2 separate regions of the Homo sapiens genome follow, and region 2 is linked to region 1. Evidence: chromatin contacts called from ENCODE Hi-C or POLR2A ChIA-PET data. All regions are on one chromosome and are shown on one strand. Each heading gives the region's core, a stretch centred on a gene start or an enhancer-like site at or near the end of the contact. The rest is flanking DNA. Distances are from core to core; before and after follow the strand shown.

Region 1 (7,851 bases), core at 3,774-6,273:
AGAGTTTTACAGTTGTAGCTATTAAATTTAAGTATTTGATTCATTTTGAGTTAGCATGTGTATACAGTGTTAGGTAAGGGTCCAACTTTATTCTTTTGCATGTGGATATGCAGTTTTCCCAGGACAATTTGTTGAAATTTCCCCATTGAATAGTCTTGGCACCCTTGTCAAAAATCATTTGAGTCAGGCACAGAAGCTCACGCTTGTAATTTCAGCACTTTGGGAAGCAGAGGCGGGCAGGCTGCTTGAGCCCAGGGGATGGAGATCAACCTTGGCAACATAGCAAAACGCTGTCTCCACAGGAAAAAAAAAATTGTTAGATGTGGTGGCATGCTCCTGTGGTCCTAGTTACTTAGGAAGCTGAGGCAGGAGGGCTGCTTGAGCCCCGGAGTTCAAAGCTGCAGTGGCAGTAAGCTATGATCATGCCACTGCACTCCAGCCTGTTCGACAGTGTGAGACACTGTCTCTTTTTTTTTTTTTTTTTTGAGACAGAGTTTCACTCTGTCTCCCAGGATGGAATGCAGTGGCACAATCTCGGCTCACTGCAACCTCTGCCTCCCAGGTTCAAGCGATTCTCCTGCCTCAGCCTCCTCAATAGCTGGGACTACAGGCGTGCACCACCATGCCCAGCTAATTTTTGTATTTTTTTGTAGAGATGGGGTTTCACCATGTTGGCCAGGCTGGTCTCGAAGTCCTGACCTCAGGTGATCTGCCCACCTCATCCTCCCAAAGTGCTGGGATTACAGGCATGAGCCACCGTGCCCAGCCGAGACACTGTCTCTTAAAAAAAGAAAAAAAAATCCTTTGACCATATACACAGATTTCTGAGCTTTTAGTTCAATTCTATTGGTCTGTATGTCTGTCTTTATGCCAGTTCCACACTGTTTTGACTACTACAGTTTTGTGGTAAGTTTTGAAATCAGGAAGCATGAGTCCCCTAGCTTTGTTGTTCTTTTTAAAAGTTGTTTGGGCCATCCAGGGTCTCTTGAGATTCCATTTGAATTTTAGGATAGGTTTTTCTATTTCTGAGAAAAACCAATCCATTCAGATTTCCTATTTCTTCATGATTTAGTCTTGGTAGGCTTTGAGTTTCTAGGAATTTGTCTGTTTCATCTAGGTTATCCACTTTGTTGGCATACACTTGTTCACAATATTCTCTTATAATCTTTTTATTTCTGTAGAATCAGTAGTAATGTCCCCATTTTCATTTCTGATTTCAGTAATTTGAGTATCCTCTTTATTTTTTCACTGCAGTCTCTGCGCTGAATTCCAGACATCACTTTGGGTAGTACTGACAACTTAACAATGTTAAGTTTTTCAATCCATGAACATGAGATGTGTTTCCATTTATTTGTATCTTCTTTAATCTCTTTCATCATGTTTTCTAGTTTTTGTGGTCCAAGATTTTTACTTCCTTAGTTAACTTAATTCCAAAGTATTTTTTATGCTATTGTAAATGGAATTGTTTTCATAACTTCCTTTTGGGATTGTTCACTGTTAGTGTACAGAAATGCAGCTGATTTTTGTGTGCTGACTTTGCATCCTGCTACTATGCTGAATTCATTTATTAGTTCTAACAGCTTTTTCGTGGACTCTTTAGCATTTTCTACATACAAGATCACATCATCTGCAAACAGATAATTTTATTTCTTACCAATTTGGATGTCTTTTACTTCTTTTTCTTGTATAATTGCTCTGCCTTGAACTTTCAGTGCTGTGATGAACAGAAGTGAAAGCAAGCATCCTTGAATTGTTTCTGATCTTAGAAAAGAAGCTTTCAGGCTGGGAGCAGTGGCTCACACCTATAATCCCAGCAGTTTGGAAGGTCAAGGTGGGTGGATCACCTAAGGTCAGAAGCTCAAGACCAGCCTGGCCAACACAGTGAAACCCCATCTCTACTAAAATAATAATAATAATAATAATAATAATAATACAAAAATTAGCCGGGCATGGTGACATGTGCCTGTAGTCCCAGCTACTTGGGAGGCTAACACAGGAGAATTACTTGAGCCTGGGAGGTGGAAGTTGCAGTGAGCAGAGATCATGCCACTGCACTCCAGCCTGGGCAACAGAGCAACACTTTGTCAATAAATAAATAAATAAATAAATAAATAAATAAATAAATAAGAAAAGAAGCTTTCAGTCTTTCACCATTAAGTATGATGTTTGCTGTGGGTTTTTCATACCTGGCTTTTATTATGTCGAGGCTGCTTCCTTCCATTCCTACTTTGTTCAGTGCTTTTTAAATCAGGAATGTGTGCTGAATTTTTTCAAATGCTTTTTCAACATTAATTGAGATAATCAGGTGAGATTTTTTTTTCCCCTCATTCTGTTAATGTAGTATATTATATTGATCTATTTCATATGTTAAACCATCCTCAAATTCCAGGAATAGAGCCCACTTGGTTATGGTGTATAATCCTTTTAATATGCTAGTGAATCAATTTGCTAGTATTTTGTTAAGGGTTTTTGCATCAATATTCATAAGAGATTTTGGTCTGTGTTTTGTTTGTTTTTTTTTTTTTTCTTGTAATGTCTTTGTCTGGCTTTGGTATCAGGGTAATGCTGGCCTCATAGCATGAGCCAAGAGGTGTTCCTTCCTCCTCAATTTTTTGGAAAAGTTTAAGAAAGATTGTTGTGACTTCTTTAAATGTTTGATACAATTTACCAGTGAATCCATCAGGTCCACGGCTTTTCTTTGTTGGGAGATTTTTGATTCCTGATTCTATCTACTTACTAGTTATACATCTATTCAGATTTCTTGTTTCTTTATGATTTAGTCTTGGTAGGTTTTGTGTTTCTAGGAATTTATCTATTTCATCTAGGTTATCTACTTTGTTGACATATACTTGTTCACAATATTCTCTTATAATCTTTTTATTTCTGTAGAATCAGTAGTAATGTCCCCCATTTTCATTTCTGATTTCAGTAATCTGAATCTTCTCTTTTTTTCCTTAGTCCATCTATCTAAAGGTTTGTCCATTTTATTAATCTTTTCAAAGACCTAATTTTTAGTTTCATTGATTTTTCTTTATTATTTTTCTACTTTCTATTTCATTTATCTCTATTCTAATCTTTATTCTTATTTTCTTCCTTCTGCTAGCCTTGGGTTTAGTTTGCTCTTTAAGTTGTAAAGTTAAGTTATTGACTTGAAATATTTCTTGTGTTTTAAAGTAAGCATTTAGAGTTATAAATTTCTTCCTTAGCAATGCTTTCGCTGTGTCCTACAAGTTTTGGTATGCTGTATTTTCATTTTCATTCATCTCTAAGTATTTTCTAATTTCTCTTGTGATTTCTTTTTTGATCCATTGATTAAGAGTGTGTTGTTTACTTTCCATAATTTTGTGAATTTTCTAGTTTTACATCTGTTATTGATTTGTAATTTCATCCTGGGGTAGTCAGAGAAGATACGTTCTATGACATCTATCTTTTTGAATCTACTGAGACTTAATTTGCGATCTATCATATTGTCTCTCCTAGATAATGTCCCATGTGCACTTGGGAAGAATACGTATGCTGTTGTTGGGTAGAATGTTTTATATATGTCTATTATAAAATTCATTAACATACAAAATCTCTGCTTGTCTAACAGAGCCATACTCACCCCTTTTGGTTGTTGATGTCACAAAATTACATCTTCATAAATGGTGTGCCCCAAAACATACACTAATATATTTAATGCATTAGTCTCTTAAATTACATAGAAAGCAAAATATGGAGCTACAAAACAAAGTTACAATACTACTAGCTTTTAGACTAATAACTGTTTTTTTAATGTATTAGTCTCTTAAATCATATGGAAAACAAAGAGTACAGTTAAAAAAAACATTGTAACAGGCCGGGTATGGTGGCTCACACCTGTAATCCCAGCACTTTGGGAGGCCGAGGTGGATGGCTCACCTGAGGTCAGGAGTTCAAGACCAGCCTGGCCAACATGGTGAAACCCCGTCTCTACTAAAAATACAAAAATTAGCCGGGCGTGGTGGCAGGCACCTATAATCCCAGTTACTCAGGAGGCTGAGGCAGGAGAATCACTTGAACCCAGGAAGGAGAGGTTGCAGTGAGCCGAGATGGCACCATTGTATTCCAGCCTGGGTGACAGAGCGAGACTCCATCTCAAACAACAACAACAACAAACATTGTTACAATAATATTAGCTTTTATAATTGTTCTTATATTTATCTTTATTGAGATTTTTATTTCTTTATCCAGCGTTGAGTTATTGTCTAGTGTCCTTTCTTTTCACCCTGCAGGACCCCCTTGAGCATTTCATGCAGGGCAGTTCTAGTGGTAATGAACTTCCTTAACTTTTGTTTATCTGGGAATGCCTTAATTTCTCTCTCACTTTTGAAAGGCAGTTTTGCCAGATAAAGGATTCTTGATTGACAGTTTTTTTCTTTTAGCACTTTGAATATATCAGTCCACTGCCTGCTGGCCTCCAAAGTTTATTATGAGAAATCTGCTGATAATCTTATTAAGGATTCTTTGTATGTGACAGATTTCATTTTAGTCAGTATAAACAGCTCTATAGCCCTCATATCCCACCCAAACCAATACTATCCCACTGAGTTCATATAATGGCCTTTAAATCCCTTACCCACATCTTGATTTCATTTAGGTAATAGTAGAACTTATGTTTCATTCTCTGTCCCAACCCTATTTCTCACCTCCATCAGGAACCACACTTAGGGAATGCAACAAGCAGAGAATGACTGGGAAACTAACACTGGCCTGTGAAGAGAGTTGAAGGCCTCTCACATAGAGGAGCGGCAATTCCAACATAAATGTAGAAGAATCTCCACAAAGAGAAATGTATTAACTATTCGTTTCCCAACACTAACCTTGACTTCCTTGGGCTAGTCTCATCAAAGTCTTGGCCTAAAGTGCAAGGCACTGGCCCTTTGAATCCTGGAGGTCCTCAAAGCAGGAAGGAATAGGACTGCCTTAACCCATTACAAAAACTACCAGGAGGGCTCCAGGCCAAGAATGAAGCAATTTCCCACCTCCCCTGCTTGGCTAGCTCCCTGCTCCACTTGGAGCTCTCTAAGTACTTGTTCTGTTTCCTGGTCTGATAACCCTGACCCTTGGCTTCCCCAAACCTCAGTTATCAGAGAGAGATAGGCAGTTTAGCATTGTCTTTTTCAGTCCTTCAAAAAAAAACCAAAAAACAAAACAAAAAACAGTTCTTAGACTGTGGAAAGGGCTTTAGGTTAAATACGCCAGATGTCAAGCCTTAGCTTTACTGCTCGCTAGCTATAAGAAATCAACCTTATTAATTCACTTTGCTGAGCCTCAGGTACCTCAACAGTTAAATGGAGAGAATACCTATTTTCCAAAGCTATAATTTTTATAACATATATCCATTCTCTCCTCTTCTCTTTACTTTCGGGTAATGCACAGCCAGCAAGTGTCCCAGAACTTCAATTTCATTGGCAACTTGCCCCACTGCACATCAACACCATCTTCTCCTGTCCCCAAAGAAAGCATCAAATAAAAATACACACAAAGGACAACCTCAATATGCAAGAATACATACTGTATGATTCTATCTATATGGTATTCAAGAAAAAGCAAAACTAAACTGTGGAGATGGAAATCAGAAAGTAGTTGCCTCATGGGGGAAAGAGGTGGTGTTTCAACTGACTGGAAATGCATGTAAGAGAACTTTCTGTAGTAATGAAAATGTTCCATAACTGTTTGGGGTGGTGATTACATAAGAATACATGTAGTTAAAATTATCTGCAAATTATTTTTTTATTTTGTTATTTTATTTCATATTTTTTTGAGATGGGGTTTTGCTCTGTTGCCCAGGCTGGAGTGTGGTGGCACGATCATAGCTCACTGAAACCTCAAACTCCTGGGCTTAAGCAATCCTCCTGCTGTAGCCTCACAAGTAGCTGGGGCTGTAGGCACATCCCACCATGCCTGGCTTATTATCTGCACATTATGTCTGAATTTTTAAAAACCTTTGTTAGGTATAGTTCACAAGCACATTAATATGATGGGAAAATGTGCTTTTGACATAAATCTTCCCCCACAGACTTCAAGGCGTGACAAAGAAAAAAATAAGACATGCCTACCTGTGATTTCTGTCTTTGGTTCCTACTAGCCAAATGACTGCTCAAGTTATATAAGCTCTCTGGGTTTCATATTAATCAACTATAAAATGAGGAGTATTTACTATCCACCTCACATACTGTATGCCCAATAAAAGATAACCTGTGTTAAGTGGCAGAAACATAGTAAGCACTCAATATATATTAATCCCCTTTCCTTCCTCTTCCACATATAAACAACAAATGAATGTCAATAATGCAATACTTAAATTATTTTCCCAAAATGTTGCCCAAGGTATCCAGAAAAACAAAAAAGGAAGAAAAGGAAAAATATCCCAACAAATCAACATCAGAATTTACCTTGGGGAAAGAAGTATGGCTATATATGAGGATTCGTCTGCAAGGATATTCATGACATTATTTATAATAGTCAAAAACTGGAAAACTGAACAGGAACTAATTATGTAGGAACATGAAAATCAGTTTTATGATAGATGAATAAAAATATGTATAATCTAGAAATAAATACAAATAAGTGCTATTATAGAAAAGCATTCCTGGGTTTTACCAAACTATACATTAGTCAAAATTAGGACAAAGGTGTTTTTCAACATAGTACTGGAAGTCCTAGACAGAGCAATTAGGCAAGAAAAAAGAAATAAGAGATATTCTAATAGGTAAGGACTGAGCAAAACTGTCTCTATTTGCTGACAATATGATCTTAGCGAAAACCATAAAGAGTCCATGTAAAAACTATTAGAACTGATGAAATAAATTCAGATACAAAATCAACATACAAACATCAGTAGCACATCTATAATACTAATAACAAACTATACAGAAAGGAATGATGGTCACTAGCGTCAGGGTGGGGTGGAGGTGGGGTGGGGAGGAAATGGGGAATTGTTGGGGAAAGGATACAAAGTTTCAGACAGAGGATTAAGTTTGAGATCTTCTGCACAGCATAGTGACTACAGTCAATGATAATGTATATTTCAAAATACCTCAGTAAAATGTCAAATATGTCACCATAAAAAGATAGGTAAACAAGGTGGTGGGTATGTTAATCAGCCTGATCTAATCATTCCACATTGTATACACATATGAAAACATCACATGGTACTCCATAGATGTATACAATTAGAGTTTGCCAATTAAAATATTATTAATAAAATTATAAAATGGATAAACAAGAAAGAAAATGATAAAGGTAGTATATCTACTCATTCTTCAATTACAAATAGTGAGGAAAAAACAGAAAAATTTGAGGCTAATTTACCCTATGTCTGTATTAAAATAAGCATGAATTTATACACACACACAAAAAAAAAATTTAATGGCAATAATCCACATCCATAAAATAGAAAAAAACAGGTACAGGATTAGAACATGTTACATTGGAATCAGAACACAATTTTGCTATATTGAAAATTCCCCATGATTACAGGAGTAAAAAGCTAAGACTATGACCACTAAAATATGTTTGAAAAAATCTACTTAAGATAAAAGTTAAATCACGTTATCTGAATTCATACTAGGAAAATATAGCTATTTTTTTTAGATTTTTTTTTTCTTTTCTGAAAAATGCTCAAATGCATCTCTATGCATTTTGGGTCCTTTTATTCTTTCTTAGGGAAGGCTCCTGAAAGACTTCTCTTTTTTTTTTTTTTTTTTTTTTTTTGGAGACAGGGTCTTGCTCTGTCATCCAGGCTGGGGTACAGTGGTGTGATCATGGCTCACTGCAGCTTCAACCTCTCCAGCCTCAGGGAACCCTCCCACCTCAGCCTCCCGAGTA
Region 2 (7,851 bases), core at 2,099-4,598, 33 kb before region 1:
AAAATATTTATTGCAAAGTATCTGAATTTTTCATGCCATTATAAATGGTATAATTTAAAACTTTTTCCTTTTAAAAATCCTGTAGGCTATGCGTATGTGTAAATTGAGAGGTGATTTTAAAGTCTATGTGGATATTCTGATTTTGAGAATAATTTTCATCAATTCTGAAGAACTGTCAGCCATTAACTCTTCAAATACTTCTTCCCAATTCTCTTTCATATCCTTCTGAAATTCTGATTAGATATATTCTTCTGGAAATCTATCCTCTGTGTCTCTTACCTACTTTTATTTCTCTCCCTGTCTGATGTAGAATGTGCTGAATTATCTCTAGAGCTATCCTTCCCTTCACTAATTCTCTCCTTATCTGTCTAATCTGTTGTTTAACCTACTGGTTCTCAAAAGAGGGTAATTTTGTCCCCCAGGAGACACTTGGGGTGTCGTGATCTGCTGAGATGGATCACGAGTTCAGGAGATTGAGACCATCCTGGCCAAAATGGTGAAACCCCATCTCTACTAAAAATACAAAAATTAGCTGGGCGTGGTGGCGCATGCCTGTAGTCCAAGCTACCTGGGAGGCTGAGGCAGGAGAATCGCTTGAACCCAGGAGGCGGAGGTTACGGTGAGTGGGGATTGCGCCACTGCACTCTAGCCTGGGTAACAGAACAAGACTCCGTCTCAAATAAATAAATAAATAAATAAATATAAATAAATAAAAAATAAAAATTCACAGGACAGCTCCCAACAACAAAGAATTATCCAGCCCAAATGCCAACAGTGTCATGGTTTTACCTATCTTGAGAGAGACACAGAAAGAGATACACACACACACACACACACACACACACACACACAGACACAAAGAGGGAGAGAGAGAGTTGGATTTGTCTGGTTCCTTAGTTCCTTAAGTTGCTCCTCCTCCCTTGGAATAAATATGGAGTAGAGAGAGGCTCCTTTTCTTTTGCTTCCTACCTTGTGGAACAGAAATTTTCTCACTTTCAAGGAATATTAAGGAAAGAGGAATAGGTGTTCTTCCCAACAACTCCTGTATCTGACACCATTTTCCCGTCAGTACCACCCTTAAACCAAGGCAAGAAATCCCTATGCTTTGGGACTTTCTGTTTCTGTCCCTCCTCCAGACACTTTTTGCTTATGCCTAGAGCCTGTATTAGCCCCATCTTCTAGACCACGCTCAGGTAACTGGGACCCCAGGAGTTCCCTGCCCACAGGCCCAAAGCCTGCATCCAGAAGCTGCATGTGCCTCTCTTCTGTGCCCATAATCCTGAGGGTGGAGTGGCGTCTGGTCTGTGCACTCCCAGGTCTGAGTGGTAGCCATGCAGAGCTGTTTGTGGGTGCTGAAGACATGCCTGACACCTGCAGCTGGAGTGTGCACATGTGTACTTGGGACCCTGAAAAGCAGGATAGGGGAAGGGAGCTGACTCTCTCTGCACCCCTTTTTGGTTGAATTCTGAGATGTTTGAGAACTCCAAATTAAAATATGTCCTTCCAAGTCATTATAAAGGAATATCTGTCAAGATCAAAGCATAAAACAAATTTTATTTAACCATTTCTTTGCTTGATTTTTAACTTTGAAATATTTAGATATATAGTAAGCAGGCCTCTATATGTACTCTGGCCTGGAGCTCCACAAATGTTAATGAAGGGCCTGCTTCCATGTGTTTTACTGAAAAGCTTAATTAAGTAAAAACAAACAAAAAGCCAATATCTCTCAGATATATGTGTATTTATTTATATAATAGTCTGGAAGGATATACAAAAAAGTTAACAGGGTTAACTTCTACAGGGGTGGGATTTTGGATGATTTTTTTTCTTCTTGCTTATTTGTATTTTCTAATTTTTTGGAGATAAACATGGGACACTTCTGCAATTTATTAAAGGAGGAGGGTGAACATTAATCAGAGCATACCTATCTGAAGAAATCACCCTATGTCCTACTGATAATGATCAGGGGAATCAACTTCATATGTAAAGCACATTCTAGTGCTGTTCGTGTGTGTGTGTGTGTGTGTGTGTGTGTGTGTGTGAGAGAGAGAGAGAGAGAGTGAGAGAAGGAGCTGGAGCTGTTATGGCATAAGCATGTCTTCTGACCAGACAGCTGTAAAAATCCCAAGACAGCTTTTATCAACCCTGGCACCAGATATCCTCTAGGCCAAATTGATTCAGTAAATAGAGTGATGAAGGACAAGACTGAAAGATATTCTGCAGCATTGTTTCTCAAACCCCAGGGTTCTGACCCCCATGGGATTACAGAAACTGGAGCCAAGTTGCTGCATACTCCTATCCAGGGACTCCACCAGCCCCTGGGAACCGATAGACCATCCACAATGCCCCTTTCTCTTGATCATAACAATAACTAATTGTACACAGTTGCTCACATAGTACTTCACATACATCATCTGATAAATTCAGTCTGGTCTGTAGGGTGGGTATTTGCATTTTTATAGCTGAGGAAATTGGGGCTGAGAGGTTCAGGAGCTCAGGTGTGGTCACAGCTAGGAGGCGGTAAAGCTGAGACTTCATCCAGGTCTTCTAATTCTCTGACTTCATCCTAGTCAGCCACTTCCCCATTTCATCAGTTTTTTGTTTTGCTTTTGCCTGTTACTCCCCATCCTCTTTTTCTTTCCTTTTCTTAGCACCAACCTGAGAAATCCTAATGATGGGAACTTGGTTCTTTCTCGTTTACTTCATAAAAATCCATCATGTTTTCTTCTTTATCCCTTCCCTTATCACCACTTGCCACCCAGAAATGGGGAAAAGGTTGCTATAGAATGAAAATGCTAATAAACATTTTGGTATCACAGCCCAGCAGCACTGAATGTCATCAGGCTTCTGAGTGGGGCACAGAAAAGGTTGTCAGTGTTAATAATCAAATGGTTTCGAAGACACTCTTGCTTGCATCATGTTTCTATATCATTTATTTTTAAAGCACTTTATATGCATCTTCTCAACTGGTATTGTATATAACACCCCTGTACAATATGGATCACTAACAGGCTACAGATAATGGAACTGAGGCTCAGACATTAAGAAACTTCTTCGAGTCTCACAGTAATAGAGTCTTCAAGAAGCACATCTGTCTGTGAACAGCGCTGTGCAATAATTTCTGTGTGCCTATAGATACTGATGTGCATCTGAGCCCTCGATCTGGAAAAAGTTAGCAATGCATGGGTTAGATCCTTAACAACATTAACATGATTTACCCCCCCCTCCCCCTTTCTGGCAATAACATCACAAAAGATTAGAAAATGGCTGATACTTACCGTTCAGAAGACCACTTTAATAATATCAGTTTTCTGCCTCGTAGCCCTTGGCAGGACTCTCTTTTCACAGAACACAATGTTGGCACAGGGCCAAGAGATGGCGAAGTTGACTCAGAGGTCACTGCAGTTTATAAGTCAGAATAATAAAAAGGAAGGCAGATTTGACACCACTGGCAAGGGAAAGATTTTGGTGTTGTGCTAAGCAAACGGATTACAGCTAGCTCTGAGTAACATAGGAGGAGTAAAGAGCTATTGAAGGGGAAAAAGTCCACGTAAAAAGGCAAACCACTATAGTGAGAGCTTGCAAATGCTCTCAAAACTGACCATTGTTATTTATCCTAACATCAAAGAACAAAACAGAATCTGCTCAAGCGAACACTTCTATGAACCAAGGTGAAAGAGACAAGTGCTTTATGATAAAGTATCGAGAAAACATACACACACACAAACTGATTTTTGAATTGGCTTTGCTGAAAGCTACATATCTAGAGTAAAAAGCACCTCTTTCTTCACTAAGCTCCTGCAATTTAAAAAAATAAGAATAGAAAAATTCCAAGATAAGCTCGGCTTTTAACCCATTTATGCTTAGTGTTCCATTATCGGAACGCTAAGCGTGTGAGAGTTATTTATATTCTACTGCTCAAGGTCATCACCAAGCTCTGATTGCAAAAATTTTAAAAATTGCAACCTCCGGCATAAATGGGTTAAGTTCACTTGGTGAAAACCAAATACAGCTACAATTATTATTAGGCCTTGGTGTGTGAAGGACTCCAAGAGTTAAAAGCAAACCAGCACCACCTTTAGCCCATAAGGGATTACTCTTTTATTAGTATAGTCTTGGGATTAGTGGAAATGTCTGTCTAATGAATGCAGCTACTATATTTGAGCACATGCCTGAATAAGCTACTTGTTGATTGAAACGTATCTATTTATAAGCACTTCTGCATGTTGTGAAAAATCCATCTGTATTACCACAGCATGGCACCCACCATTTGAATAAAGGCTCTTTGCCATTTCACTATAGGGCCTTTTGAATGAATAGGCAGAAAGGAAGTGTGTTGCATCCACTTAACAGATTTTATTCCTCACTCTTGGCCAGTAAAGTAGAGTTACCTTATCTAAACAGCAATTTAGATTGATGTGGATGTTACAAAAACAGCAATGGAAAAAAAGAAATACTTTTCATCAGACTCACCCAGGGTTTTTAGCTAGTAAACCTACTATAATTTGGACAAACGTTCACAAAGCCTAAACTAACCAGACCTCTGCTTAGGTCATAATCTTTGAACTAAGTCTGGAAAGTAGGTGGATTTACTACACATACTTCTTGTCATTTCTTTTTTACATTTCTGCTTATGAATACCACACTAATGGCATGCCCAAGAGAAACAAGTACAGCATAAGAACAGTCTTGATAACACAGTCAAATAAGTCGATGCTTTCAATGGCTGTGTCCTCATCTGTGCTAAGGCTCCATCCTAGGTGGGTCCAAGCCTTCCACCCCTAAATGGGGACTTCAACGTCCACTCTGGGAATCTGAGCTCTGAGTCCCACCTGCTCCCACCTCTCAACACACGGCCACTGCTCTGCCTTCCAGTCTCAATACCATCGCTGCAAGCTTCTTGAGTTTGCATTTAGGTATTCCACTGAAGCCTATCTTCTCTCTTTTGCAGTTAGGGGCCCCATTTACTATGCTTATTATGCTACCTCTGGGGAAAAGCTGGTGAGGAATTTATTAAAACTTTTTATTCAAAAAGAGTAAATTACATATATATATATATATATATATATTTTTTTTTTTTTTTTTTTTTGAAATGGAGTTTTGCTCTTGTTGCCCAGACTGGAGTGTAGTGGCGCAATCTCGGCTCACTGAAACCTCCGCCTCCCGGGTTCAAGCGATTGTCCTGCCTCAGCCTCCTGAGTAGCTGGGATTACAGGCACCCACCGCCATGCTCGGCTAATTTTTTTGTATTTTTATTAGAGACAGGGTTTCACCATGTTGGCCACACTGGTCTTGAACTCCTGACCTCAGGTGATTCACCCGCCTCGGCCTCCCAAAGTGCTGGGATTACAGGCGTGAGCCACCGTGCCCGGCCAAGAGTAAATAATCTTAACAAACCACAGGCTATTATTAACAGAGACCTCACAGAATTTCTCTTGGAGAACTTTATAAATGATGCTGGGCAAACTGTCCAGATCCCATTATTAGAAAGAGAAGATTGAAATCAGTGGTCAACTGGAAGCTTCAGCGAAAGCAGAAACAATGCAGGCTTTAGTAGTCTTCAAATCCTGGCTCTTTCTCTTTCTAGAGTTTGTGACCCTTAGTTTTCTAGTGATATCACGAACAGACCTAGCAGGGCTCTTTTGATGGTCAAAGATGATGCCAGGTGAAATGCCTGGTACATAGTGAGAACTCAATAACTTGTAGCTATTATAATTATTATTCACACTCTGGGAAGGCAGTAAGATTAAAGAATCACATCTTTTCTATTTTTCTAATTGGAAAAGCAAAAGAATAATTCTGAAAGCAAAAGTGTTAATAATTGGAAACCAAAGTGAAACTTATAAAACATAAGGCATTTGGAAACACAAGCATTTAACCATAATATATCAACACAAAGCACCAAAGATCGTATAATAAATAATACAGCATTGTTTTAAGGTTTTTTGCTTTTTGTTTTTTGAAACAGGGTCTTGCTCTGTCACCCAGGCTGGAGTGTATACAGATTCTGTATCACTAACTCTGAGGCTAGGTGAAAATGTTTTTTAAGAGATAGGAACAACTTGATGAAAAGTACTATTATCATCACACTCATTTGTCAGATGAAAAAACCAAGTAGCTAAATTAAATATTAAATGTTAGGTAGCAGAGATGAGGCTTTTAGAAAACCCCAAGCTTTCCCTACTTTACCTCCCCACACATTTTCTTCAATTATCTTAAACACTCACCTAAGTAAGATTAAAAAATAATAATAATAATAGGTCTATGCCTTTAAAGAAAACATCTAGTAGCTCTCACTTTTGTGAGATCACTCCAAGATAAAAGAGTAATATATATATTACTTTGATTTTGTCCAGCACAGCATTGGAGAACATGACTGCAAGGAGATAGCTCTTCTGTGACTTGGTTTGTGACTTCTCACAATCACTGATGCCTTTCTACCTTGAACCCAAGGAAAGCAAACTGAAGACCAAAAACTTCTACAACTTTGATGCTCTACTTCAGTCTTCTACTTGACTGCTGAAATGATTGTCCTTTTCAGTATTTATTTTCTGTCCACTTTCTATTAGGGTTCACAGCTTGATACTAATAAAAATTAATCTTAAAATCTTGTTCCATCCACCCATTCAAGCATCCACCCATCCATTCACCCATCTATTCCTCAATGACTTCTATAAAAGGTTTATGTAGACCCTTAATGTTAACTCATTTTATTGGTCTTTCTCACAGGTATTGTCTCTGCTATAAGAGAAACTGCTTTGGGGCATATGCCAACTTCTTTTTAAGGCAATATGCTAATAGAAAAGAAGCAGTGGTTAAGAAATGAGAGCATTTAGCACTGGTAAGCATTCATAATCAAAATTCACTAATAAAAGGGTTTTTTAAAGATGGTTTTTAAATGTTCAGGATACTTAATGGATTATGAATTTTTAAGTTTCCAAAGGCAATTGAAACTCACAAAGAGGCTACGAGTAGAAATTATTTACATCTTATATATAAGAACATGGAAAAAAAAAAAAGGGCCAAGTGATTTATACATGGGACCCAAAATGTAGCAACCCAAGCCAGGACTTAGAATTCCTCACTATGACTTTTGTACTAAGATTATTAAGCTCAGCTGCTGCCTTCAATATTTGGCTCCATAGACATTGAAAGCATTTTACTTTCGCATTTCTGTAATATGGCACCATTAATAGCTGTCTTCACCCATAATACCCTAATTAAACAACTATCTTTGGGGCCGGTTGTATACATAATGAAGGGGTAACAGCCTAGTTCCTAGTAACTAAGCAAAAATTTAGGTTATGCCATTTTTTTCTTGCATTTTCTTGATTTAGAAGTTAAACCATGCTCACATTTCCAATTTCGCCAAGTCTGTATCTTTCTGAAACAAGCACAAAATCTCAAGAAACATAAATGTTTCTAGCTCCAAGTCCACTCTTTTATCACTTTTGAACAATAAAGCAGTCAATCTAATGATTTCACAAACTTGTAGTACGTGATTTTCACCTGTTTAGACAAAAGGTTTTCCAAAGTATGATCCAATTAATGTTAGGTTGAAAGAGAATAAACACTATATTAAAAACAAAATTAATTTAATTGCTCTTTGTGCCAAAATACCTCAAGAATAAAAATACTGAACTCAACTATAATTAGACCTAACGAAATAGGGAGTTTTAAAAATTTAATATACTTCAGAAAGCATATAAAATTGAAAACATCACAAAACCAAGAATGTTAAGTCATAAAACAAATTTATTTTAAAAATCAATATCTTGCATTTCAGATATACAGATGTATCTTTTACCAGCAGGTGAAAGCACCTTTTCCAGAATCTGCTTCCAGCAGAAT

The links. A loop is a pair of places that touch in the nucleus more often than their neighbours do. ChIA-PET counts read pairs that join two places held with the same protein, here RNA polymerase II (POLR2A). Pooled maps may share reads with other maps.
Region 2: a loop to region 1 is called in a pooled map, with 2.1 times the contacts of the local background. The contact joins the promoter of LINC00486 here to the enhancer-like site in region 1. A Hi-C loop is called at or near these places in 6 of 168 maps with a recorded cell type or tissue (Caco-2, HCT116, cardiac septum and 2 more), 1 of 37 single-sample maps with no recorded cell type and 3 of 50 pooled maps. POLR2A ChIA-PET finds 5 or more read pairs at or near these places in 3 of 52 experiments (H1, HEK293 and OCI-LY7).

Annotation. Positions count from the first base shown.
Region 1 is chr2:32,789,808-32,797,658 of GRCh38, reverse strand. The region is part of intron 16 of TTC27 (tetratricopeptide repeat domain 27); the gene reads right to left. Among named protein-coding and RNA genes, the nearest start is that of LINC00486, 32 kb to the left of the region's middle. Within about 2 kb of position 5,023, at least 2 of the 41 ENCODE cell types and tissues checked have a DNase peak (open chromatin) inside an H3K27ac peak, as active enhancers do.
Region 2 is chr2:32,820,938-32,828,788 of GRCh38, reverse strand. LINC00486 (long intergenic non-protein coding RNA 486) reads right to left here and starts at 3,348. Exons shown (of 5, transcript NR_183193.1): 1 at 3,279-3,348. It overlaps TTC27 (tetratricopeptide repeat domain 27), which reads right to left. Exons shown (of 20, transcript NM_017735.5): 20 at 7,738-7,851. The coding sequence ends at 7,851.